2 separate regions of the Homo sapiens genome follow, and region 2 is linked to region 1. A link is an interaction called in ENCODE POLR2A ChIA-PET data of the cell type or tissue named here. Cell type or tissue: PC-3. All regions are shown on one strand. Each heading gives the region's core, and the rest is flanking DNA. Links, peaks and the distances in the headings are about the cores only.

The links. Peaks named below come from ENCODE experiments on the same cell type or tissue, not always from the same donor. Only the 100,000 strongest peaks of a DNase experiment are listed, where the experiment ranks them.
Region 2: POLR2A ChIA-PET joins it to region 1 with 7 read pairs; 9 of 35 experiments call an interaction of 5 or more read pairs at or near these places.

Annotation. Positions count from the first base shown.
Region 1 is chr17:64,989,373-64,994,752 of GRCh38, forward strand. No RefSeq gene overlaps it. Among named protein-coding and RNA genes, the nearest start is that of GNA13, 65 kb to the right of the region's middle. In PC-3, for the core only: no CTCF peak of the experiment used is centred there; DNase peaks (open chromatin) are centred at 1,779 and 3,119; H3K27ac peaks cover 1,589 bases.
Region 2 is chr17:65,086,172-65,091,551 of GRCh38, forward strand. It overlaps LOC105371864 (a long non-coding RNA gene), which reads right to left. Exons shown (of 3, transcript XR_934923.2): 2 at 5,355-5,380. Among named protein-coding and RNA genes, the nearest start is that of GNA13, 32 kb to the left of the region's middle. In PC-3, for the core only: no CTCF peak of the experiment used is centred there; a DNase peak (open chromatin) is centred at 2,670; H3K27ac peaks cover 1,444 bases.

The DNA.
Region 1 (5,380 bases), core at 106-5,105:
TTTTTTTTTTTTTGAGACAGGGTCTCACTCTGTCACCCACTCTTCACTCTGTGAAGTGCAGTGGCACAATCAGGGCTCACTTTATCCTTGACCTCCTGGGCTCAAGCATTCTTTCCACCTCAGCCCTCTGAGCAGCTAAGACTATAGGTGTGTGCCACCATGCCGAGCTAATTTTTTTATTCTTGTTTTGAATTGTAGTATAGATGTCTCACTATATTATCCAGGCTGGCCTTGAATTCCTGAGCTCAAGCAGTCCTCCCACCTCGGCCTCCCAAAGTGCTGGGATTACAGGCATGAGCCACCGCACCCGGCCCATAAGATACATATGTTTTTTTTAAAATAATGCAGTGAGTTGTTTTGTTTTGGTTTTTGTGTTTTTTTAGAGACAAGGTGACATTCTGTTGCCCAGGCTGTGCTCTCACAGCTCACTGCCGCCTTGACCTCCTGGGTTCAGGCAATCCTTTCACCCCAGCCTCCACGTAGCTGGGACTACAGGCATATGCCACCACACCCTGGTTAATCTTAATTTTTTTTTTTAGAGATGGAGTCTTGCTATGTTGCCCAGTCTGGTCTTGAGTTCCTGGACTCCAGTGATCCACCCCCCTCAGCCTCCCAAAGTGCACCACCATGCCCAGTTAATTTTGTATTTTTAGTAGAGACAGGGTTTTTCCATGTGGTCAGGCTGGTCTCAAACTCCTGACCTCAGGTGATCTGCCTACCTTGGCCTCCCAAAGTGCTGGGATTACAAGTGTGAGCCACTGAGCCTGGTCGCTACTTGTTCTTATTGTGCATTTATATCCTGAAGAAATGGAATCTGCCATTTGCTGTAGCAGCGATCCAGAAAAACAAAGTGTAGTTGTTGGAATAAAACACAACTAACTGACATTGAGTGTCACCTGGGGGTGACCCAGCACAGCAAGAATGGATCAGCTTAAGCAGGTGTGGTGGCATGCACCTGTGGTCCCAGCTACTTAGGAGGCTGAAGTGGGAGGATCACCTGGCCCAGGAGAACGAGGCTGCGGTAAGCCAAGATCATGCCACTGCACTCCAGCCTGGGCAACAGAGCAAGATCCTGTCTCAAAAAAAAAAAAAAAGAATCAAAGAATGGATCAGCCTCATATCATCCAAGCTCATAGAGACAATGATGTAGAAAAACCCCAATGGCTTTGTATTGAATCGTCACCTTCAGAGGGCTGGGGACATAGGTTCATAGATAGTACCTTCACTCCCGGGAGGCACGGGAAGACAATTCCTTTTTGGTTTTTTTTTGAGACAGAGTTTCACTCTTGCCACCCAGGCTGGAGTGCAGTGGTGCAGTCTCAGCTCACTGCAACCTCTGCCTCCTGGGTTCAAGTGCTTCTCCTGCCTTAGCCTCCCAAGTAGCTAGCATTATAAGTGCCCATCACCACACCCAGTTAATTTCTGTATTTTTAGTAGAGACGGGGTTTCTCCATGTTGGCCAGGGTGGTCTCGAACTCCTGACCTCAGGTGATCCACCCACGTTGGCCTCCCGAAGTGCTGGGATTACAGGCATGAGCCACCACGCCCGGCCGGGAAGCCAATTTATAACAAGCTTTCTTGGTAAACATGGGTAATTAGTTGATGACCCTAATGGTCCCTACCCCTCAAAGTTTGGTGCATCCTCTTTCTCTCTCCCAGCCGTGTGAGGACACAACATGAAGTTGGTCATCTCAGGACCAGGAAGAGAGCCCTCCCCAGAACCCAACTATACTTGCACTTGACTTTGGACTTCCTAGCCTCTGCTGTGAGTGATGAATGCTTGTTGTGTAATCCACCCAGCCTATGATACTCTGTGGTAGCAGCCCAAGCTGACTAAGACACTTGGCAAGTGCATCTCCACAATAAGATCCAAGCCATCTCAGCCTGGAAGTTGATGCTTCCAGATGGCATTCAGGAGAATGACCAAAGTTTGTCTCTCTTTTTTTTGAGACAGAGTCTTGCTCTGGCTGGAGTGCAATGGTGCGATCTCAGCTCACTGCAACCTCCGCTCCCTGGGTTCAATAAATTTCTTGTGCCTCAGCCTCCCGAGTAGCTGGGATTACAGGCATGTGCCACCACACCCAGCTAATTTTTGTGTTTTTAGTAGAGATGGGGTTTCTCCATGTTGGCCAGGCTGGTCTCAAACTCCTGGCTTCAAGCGATCCACCCACCTCAGCCTCCCAAAGTGCTGGGATTATAGGCATGAACCACCACACCGAGCCCAAAGTTTTTCTCTTTGACCCTTCATTTTGTATTGTTGATCAATCTCCTCACCTTTTTTTTTTTTTTTGAGATAGGGTCTTGCTCTGTCACCCAGGCTCAAGTGCAGTGGCATGATCACAGCTTATTGTAGCCTCAAAGTCCCAAACTCAAGCAATCCTCCTGCTTTAGCCTCCTGAGTAGCTGGGACTACAGACGTAGGCCACCACACCCAGATAATTTTTATTTTTTTGTAGAGATGGGGTCTCATTATGTTGCCCAGGCTGCTCTCATACTCCTGGGCTCAAGTGATCCTCCAACCTTGGCCTCTCAAAGCACTGGGATTATAGGCGTGAGACATCACGCCCGGCCCTAACCCCCTTTCTGATTGACATGTTCTTAAGGTACCTTACAAGAGGTTAGAAGTGTTTTTATAAATATACCTTTTTTTTTTTTTTTTTTACAAACTTCAGTTGTAACCAAATCTTGCTAAAGAACTCATTCTGATCTCTTAAGGTAACTTTACATTTCTTTACATTAGAACTTTATATTTCTTCTAATCCATATGCATTGGTTTTACAGTTTTACCGTTTTGTAATTGCCAAAACAATACAGGATTCTCAGTCACATCGGAATTTCAGATGAACAATGAGTAATTTTTTAGTATAAGCATGTCCCATAAATTTCATGGGATATATTTACATTAAAAGTGATTGGTTGTTCATTTGAAATTCTAGTTAACTAAGCACCCTGTATTTTTATTTGTAAAACCTGGCCACCCACTCTCCAAGGGAAATACTAGTTCCCTATTTCCAAATTGGTGGAGGTGGTGGTGACCTCATGATTGCTCATATAACCTATCCACAGTTTCAAGAAGGAAAGAAAGGTAATTCTGTATGCCAAAAAGACACAAACCACACAAATAGCAAATATGTCCCCATGCAAGGCACAGTGCTGGATGACTCATGGAGAGTGATGTCTGGTCAAACACAAGCCCTCGGGCACGATGGCTCATGCCTGTTATCCCAGCACTTTGGGAGGCTGAGGCAGGTGGATCACGTGAGCCCAGGAATTTGAGACCAACCTGGACAACATGGGAGAAACCCCTCTCTACTAAAAAAAATACAAGAAAACTAGCCAAGCATAGTGGCACATTCCTCAGGGCGGGAGGCTGAGGTGGGAGGATCACTTGAGCCCAGGAGCCAGGAGATCCAGGCTGCAGTGAGCCATGGTCACACCACTGCACTCCAGCCTGGACGACAAAGTGAGACCCAGTCTCAAAAAAAAATTAAAATTAAAAAATAATAAAACAAAAATGTAAAAAAAATACATATATATGTTGCTCTACAGATTAGATGCATTCAGAGAAATTTACCTGAAAATCAATTTCTGAAAAGTAAATTTATTTCCCTAGTTTTCAACAAAAAATAAGCATACTAGGCTTTCAACCTCAATCTGCCAATTTATCATTTGGTCCTTGGCAAGTGTATAAACTAAAAACTTCATTGAGACTCAGCTTTCTCATCTGTCAAACATAGCCCAAATGGCTACCTTTCCCTCCAGCCAATGCCAGAGGAAGTGCTTGGTGAGGAAGGGGTAAGGAGCATGACAGGCCCTCCAAGATGGCCCCATGGCGTCTGTGATCTCCCTGTTCCCTTCTCAATAAAATGAATGTAGATCAAGCAACTCCTAGGTGTGAGCCATTCTGAAAGGGGCTGTGGGATAGAACACATCCCTGCATCCCTTGAAGAGTTAGACTCCACCTGGAAAGATAGGACATGTGTAGTCATCTGTTACAGTGGTAGCCCCCAGTGAAATGCACCTCTTAGTATTCATGCCCTCTATAGATCACTCAACTGAATCTGGGCTGCCTGAAACAATAGAATGTGACAGAGGTGATACTGTGCCAGCTGTGCCAAGGGGCACACGTGGAGGGGCTCACTTCAGGGTGCTGGATGAAGAACAGGGCAGGAGGCCAGACACAGTAGCTCACGCCTGTAATCCCAGCACTGTGGGAGGCCGAGGCGGGTGGATCACCTGGGGTCAGGAGTTTGAGACCAGCCTGGCCAACATCTCTATTAAAAATACAAAAATTAGCCACGCATGGTGGTGGGCACCCATAATCCCAGCTACTCGGGAGGCTGAGGCAGGAGAACCCCTTGAACCCAGGAGGTGGAGGTTGCAGTGAGCCGAGGTCGCACCACTGCACTCCAGCCTGGACAACAAGAGTGAGACTCCATCCCAAAAAACAAAACAAAACAAAACAAAAAAACAGGACAGGGACAGATGCTGGGCTTTGAAGACTGCACAAGCTCTAGGGCTACGCCTTAGGAAATCTTGGTGGATTCCACATTTGTAGTCCTGGGAACCCTGAGCCACCAGGTAACAAGCCTTACCTTCCTGTTGGAGAGGCCACATGGAGAGTGAGAGGCCCTGAGACTATATGGAGGAGAATGAGAAGCTCAGCCAGACATGTGCACATGTTCAAGCTGACCCAGCCACCCTCCGGACTCCGGAGCTACAACAGCCGGGACCCCTGACATGGGGGTGATGAAGCCACATCTTCAACTCATTCTTGGGTGTGCAAGATGCAAGTTAACATGGAACTCATTCTTGGGTATGCAAAAGATCAGGAATGTTTAAGCAAAGCAAATGATGTCTAGGTGAAGGTGATGCTCCCCAGACAGGGAACAGCACCCAGTATCCCCTGTTTAAATTCCAGACCCACAGATTTGTGGGCAAATAGCATTTTGGTTGTTTTTATGGTACCTCGCTTTTGGGTAGTCTGTTATGTAGCCATAGGTAATAAAATGTCAAACTCTCAGGAAAAGTAAAATGTCCCTCAAAATGTTAGGAATCTGTGCCTTCCAGCCAGACAAGTTTCTCAGGGTCGAAAGCAAGGACATGCCCAGTTCTAACACAGGCAGGAACACTTCCTGTTGGGGACTGAGCAGGAACTCCCTGTGAGTGCCCCAGGTTTCTGGATCCTGGGGGGGTGTGGGGACAGGCACCTGGGCTGAGGGGCTCGCCTGTGTCTGTTCAGCCACGGCTGTGCTTCCCCAGAGACGAAACATCATGGGGGGCTGCGTTTGAGGTGGGGGTGTCAGTGCCACGGAATCAGGGCTACCTCTACTGTGCAGAGCACCGTGACGTCCCCTACCTTCCAGGCAACAGCAAAAAC
Region 2 (5,380 bases), core at 64-5,063, 97 kb after region 1:
CCCCTCGGGAGGTCTTGGTGGCTGGTGTCTCTGAGGGCCATCAGCTGGTGTCTCTTTGGCCGAAGCAGCCCAGGCAGGGATTGGGAAAGGTTAGGAGTGTGGACTCCAGAACCAGCCTGCCGAGGGCGAAACTCCAGTGCTGCCACTTACCATTCAAAGCTACAGGACCCAGGCGAGTGATTTAAAGCCTCTGTGACTCAGTTTCCCCAAGTGACTTAAAGCCTCTGTGACTCAGTTTCCCCATCTCTAAAATGTGGATCATAATTGCTGCTTCCTCATAGGGATGTTTTTGTGAGAATTAAATGAATTGAAAGGTGGGGACCCCAAACACCCAGTAAAGGTGGGGTATGATCCTTTAGCTCATGGCTGAGTGCCTGCCACTGGGAATTCAGCTTGGGTTGTCTGAGTCAGAGGGGCCTGGCACTGAACCCCAGCCCTCCACCCAGACCACTCAGGACTCCCTTAAGATCCTAATGGGTGTAGAGTGTGCCTGCCTTTCCTTCCTTCCCTTCCCTTCCTTCTCTTTCTTTCTTTCCTTCCTTCCCCTTCCCCTTCCTGTTCTCCCTTCCCTCCCCCCCTTCCCCTTCCCATTTCCCCTCCCCTCCCCTCCCCTCCCCTTCCCTTCCCTTTCCTTTGCTTCCCTTCCCTTCCCTCTTTCTTTCTTTTCCTTCCTTCCTGAGACAGGGGTCTCAGTATGTTGCCCTGGCTGGTCTCAAACTCCTGAGCTCAAGCAATCCTCATGCCTTGGCCTCCCAAAGTGCTAGGATTACAAACATGAGCCACTATGCCTGTCCTACACTTTTATTTCTGATAAAGGCTAAGTGAAGACCTTAGCTTAGTCTGAGAGCCAAATGGGCCTGCCTAAAGTTAGAGTGGGGTGGACTCTCCCACCTGGTCACAGCCACGCTGGCCCCAGGCGGGGGCTGGCCTAGGGTGGAGTAATGCAGAATAGATGCTGCCTGCAGGAAGCTCAGTGCCTAAGAGGAAAGCCATTCATATTAATATGTTATATATTCATGTATTATATATAAATTTAACGGCCGGGCGCGGTGGCTCACGCCTGTAATCCCAGCACTTTGGGAGGCCAAGGTAGGCGGATCACGAGGTCAAGAGAACGAGACCATCCTGGCCAACACCGTGAAAACCCATTTCTACTAAAAATACAAAAATTAGCTGGGCATAGTGGCGGGTACCTGTAATCACAGCTACTCGGGAGGCTGAGGCAGGAGAATCGCTTGAACCCAGGAGGCGGAGGTTGCAGTGAGCTGAGATCACGCCACTGCATTCCAGCCTGGCAACAGAGTGAGACTCTGTCTCAAAAATAAAATAAAATAAAAAATAAAATAAATAAATTTAACAGTCATATATAATATAATATAAAAATAATATTTATATAAACTATATATTTATAATATATTAAATATTTTATTAATATGAATATAGTTTATATTAGATTTATAATATTTATTTTTCATTACATAGTTCTTCCCAAATGTATTAATCCAGTGAGTCATTCCATCTCTTCTAGGGCCCAGCCAGCAAAGGGGCAAAGCCTCAGCAGTTGTTGCGGGGAGGGCAGACTCAAAGAAGAAAAAGGGAATGGGGAGCAAGCCTTCTCCTAACACTCAGCTACTCCATGTCTCTTATGTCTATTCTACAAACACTTTTATGCTACACTTGGGGCAGGGCGTTGCAACCAGTATAATGGTTCGGCAATGGACTTTGGAGCTGGACTACCCAGGTTTTGAATCTGACCTTCGCTACTTCCCAGTTCTGTGCCAAGTCCACACCTACCTCCAGATTCTCACCTGAACAATGAGGAGGCTATCACCATATCCCCCTCAGGGGCTGGTCATGAAGATTAAATGAGTGGTCTTTAAATGAATGTTTTACAGATAGACTCTATGAGTGTTTGTTATTACCCTTGCTATTAAATGAAAGGCCTTGAGGGCTTTTTTGTTCCTTTGTTTTGCTTTTTGTTTTTTGAGATAGGGTCTCACTCTGTTGCTCAGGCTGGAATGTAGTGGCGTGATCTTGACTCACTGCAGCCTTGACTTCCTGAGCTCAAGTGATCCTCCCACCTCAGCCTCCCAAAAAGCAGGGACCACAGGTGTGTACCACCACAACTGGCTAATTGTGTTTATTTATTTTTTGTAGAGATGGGGGTGTCTCACTATGTTGCCCAGGCTGGTCTCGAACTCCTGGGCTCAAGTGATCCTCCTGCTTTAGCCCCACAAAGTGCTGGGATTACAGGCATAAGCCACCACACCCAGCCCATGAGGCTCGCTGCAGCCTTTCTTTTGAAGAGGGAAAAAGCAAATTTCCAGCTCTCCAGAAAGAAAAAGGACCTCATGCCACCTTAAGTAAAGGAATTTAAATGACGTGTCTGTGCCTCCATGGACAGTGGACAGCTGAGCTTCTTCAGGGCTGGAACCCAGCAGGCAGAAACGGAGGCTCCTGGGGCTGTGTGGTTCCCCATCTCTGGCCTCTGCATTTCTCTCTGAATCTTATTCTTTTGTATATTGATGGAGGAACTGCTGTATCCTAGGTATGGAGCCAAGTGCTGGGAAGAGAGAGTGAATAATAAAATCTCTGCCCTGAAGGCACTGACAAGCCAATGAGCAAGACAGACACTATGGAGAATCACATAAAAATCATCCGTGTTGCAGCATGGGTCAGAATTTTCTTCCTTTTGAAGGGTGAACGATGTTCCACTGCATGTATATAACATGTTGTTTGTCTAGTCATCCATTGATGGGTACTTGGGTTGCTTCTGCCTTTGGGCTATTGTGAATCATGGTGCTATGAACATGGGTATACATTTAACCTTTTCCTTTTACAAGTGAAAAAAAAAAGTACAGTTAAGGAAAATGGACTAAAAAGAGGCATAATAGAAGGATCTAACCTAATAGGGGGAGAGAGGGAAGGTTTTCCCTTGAGGAAGTTCTATTTTGGCTGGAGCCCAAAGGATGAGAAGTTAGCTGGGTAAAAGGTAAGTGAAGAATAGTTTTGGCCACACGTAAGAGCCTCGAGGCAAAAAGAAGCTTAGATTGTTCCAGAAATGGAAAGGGAGCAGTGTGACTGGGGCACAGAAATCCTTAGAGAGAGGGGCATGGGGGGGATCCTTGGGGTGGGCAGCATCCAGATTGAGGGATCATTCAGGACTCATTACAAATGGGCTGTTTTCTAAGAGCTGTGGTAGACAACTGAAGCCCTCTAAGCAGAAAAGTGGAATGTCTAAACATAGAGTTAAAAAAAAAAGTTGCTCCGGCCACAGTGGAGGAATGAATTGGAAGCTAGAAGGAGGTGTGGGGCAGGAGCAAATGCGGGAAGACCAATAAGGCACCATGGGAGTTGCCCAGGCAAGAGATACTGGTAGGGTGGGTGGCAGTGAAGATGACTGAAATTGATGTATTAAAGAAACATTAAGGAGACAGAGTTGGTTAATTTAATGATTGATTGGCTCTCAGGAGTAAGGGAGAAAGGGGTATCTGGTTGAATCCCAGGTCTTTGCGCTGAGCAAGTGAGTAGGTGTTGGTATTATCTGCTGTGATAGGAAACAGTTAAGGAGACATGGGCTGTAGGTGCATAGAAATTATTCACTCGGTTTTGGATATCACAAAGTTGAGATCCCAAATGACATGAGAGGTTATGGTGTTGCTGGGTAGACAGCATTGGACACCCATGGCTTTCAGAAAAGAGGTCTTGTGTGACATGAGATACAGCTGGAAAGGTAGACTGGGCCATGTTTAAGATAATAATAGCACGCCTGTAATTCCAGCACTTTAGGAAGCCAAAGTGGGCAGTTGCTTGAGCTCAAGAGTTCAAGACCAGTCTGGGGCAACATGGAAAATCCCCATCTCTACAAAAAATACAAAAATTAGCCAGGCATGGTGGCACGCTCCTGTAGTCCCAGCTACTTGAGAGGCTGAGGCGAGAGGATCACTTGAGCCTGGGAGTGGAGGTTGCAGTGAGCTGAGATAGCACTACTGCACTTTAGCCTGGGCAACAGAGCAAGACCCTATTGCAAAAAGAAAGAAAGAAAGAAAAAGATAACAGTAGCCAACATTCACCAAATCATCAATATATGACAGATAATATCATTTTTCATTTATAGATGAGGATGTTGAAACATGGAGAGGCTGTGAAATTTACCCAAAGTCAAACAACTCATAAGTGGCAGTGCTGGGAATATAAACCCTGACAGTCTGGTTATTATGTCTCCTGTTGAACCGTTCTGTGATCCTGGAATGCTAGAAGAGCAGGTCTGCCCAGCCTAACCTTTTCCTTTTATAAGTGAAAAAAAAATCATCAAGGATAAGTTACTTGCCCAAGATCACCCCAGCTATTAATAGTTATGGCAGACATGAGGCTATAATCCAAGTCTTCTGACTCTCAGCACATCCCTTTCTACCATACATTCAATTTCACATCTTTTACACTTCTTTTCCCAGATTCATTGTTTTTAGAGATGGAGTCTTGCTCTGTTGTCCAGGTTGGAGTACAGTGGCAAGGTCATAGCTCACTGCAGATTTTAACTCCTGAGCTTGAGTGATCCTCCTGTCTGCCTTCTGAGTACCTGGGACTGCAGATGTGAGCCACCATGCCTTGTGTAGATATTATTACATTTGTAAAAATTTGTGTTTCTTTGTTTTCTAAATTTTCAGTAGGGGACATGTATAATATTCATAGTGGGGAAAAAGAGACTTGCAAAAGCAGAGACATCAATATTATTAAACAGAATTCATCTGACTTTGGTCTAAAGGAGGCATGTGGGGTATCAGAAGACAGGATGGTGTTGCCATATTTGTCTTTGATAATTTCTAGCAAGTGTTTCTGGGAAATTTCTATCATTGCAGGAACTCCATTCCTTAGGATGGAAAGGAGGAAACATCTCTTATTGTAGGGTAGCATATGGAGGAGGTGACCAGGAGGTCTGTCTTAGGGCAAATCGTTCTCCATGAAATCCCTAAAACCCACTCTCCTCCCCACTCCTCCCTTCCTCGCCTGCTCACTGGCCCACCTTGCCTGGAAATGATGGAGGTGCAGGGAGAAGAACAGAGTTCCAGGCTTGCGGGAACAAGACACCCTTTTACTGTCAAGCAAAGCCAATTGATTTAGATGGAGAGAGGTGCTCTAAGCAAAGTGTTTACATTTTCAAACAAAGATGCAAAAGAATGTAAGGATAAGAAGGCGCAAGGTTATCAAAGCTGACTACACTTCCTCAGACTGTTCTCCCTCTAGCAGATGTCTTGGACCAATGTAAAACAATGTAGATTCAAAAAATCAGTTTGATATAGTTACTTATCTTGAAAACTGTTGAGATTGCTCCTTTTCGCCCTTTTTTTACCTACCTTGTCCAATTCATCAAGCTGTCTTC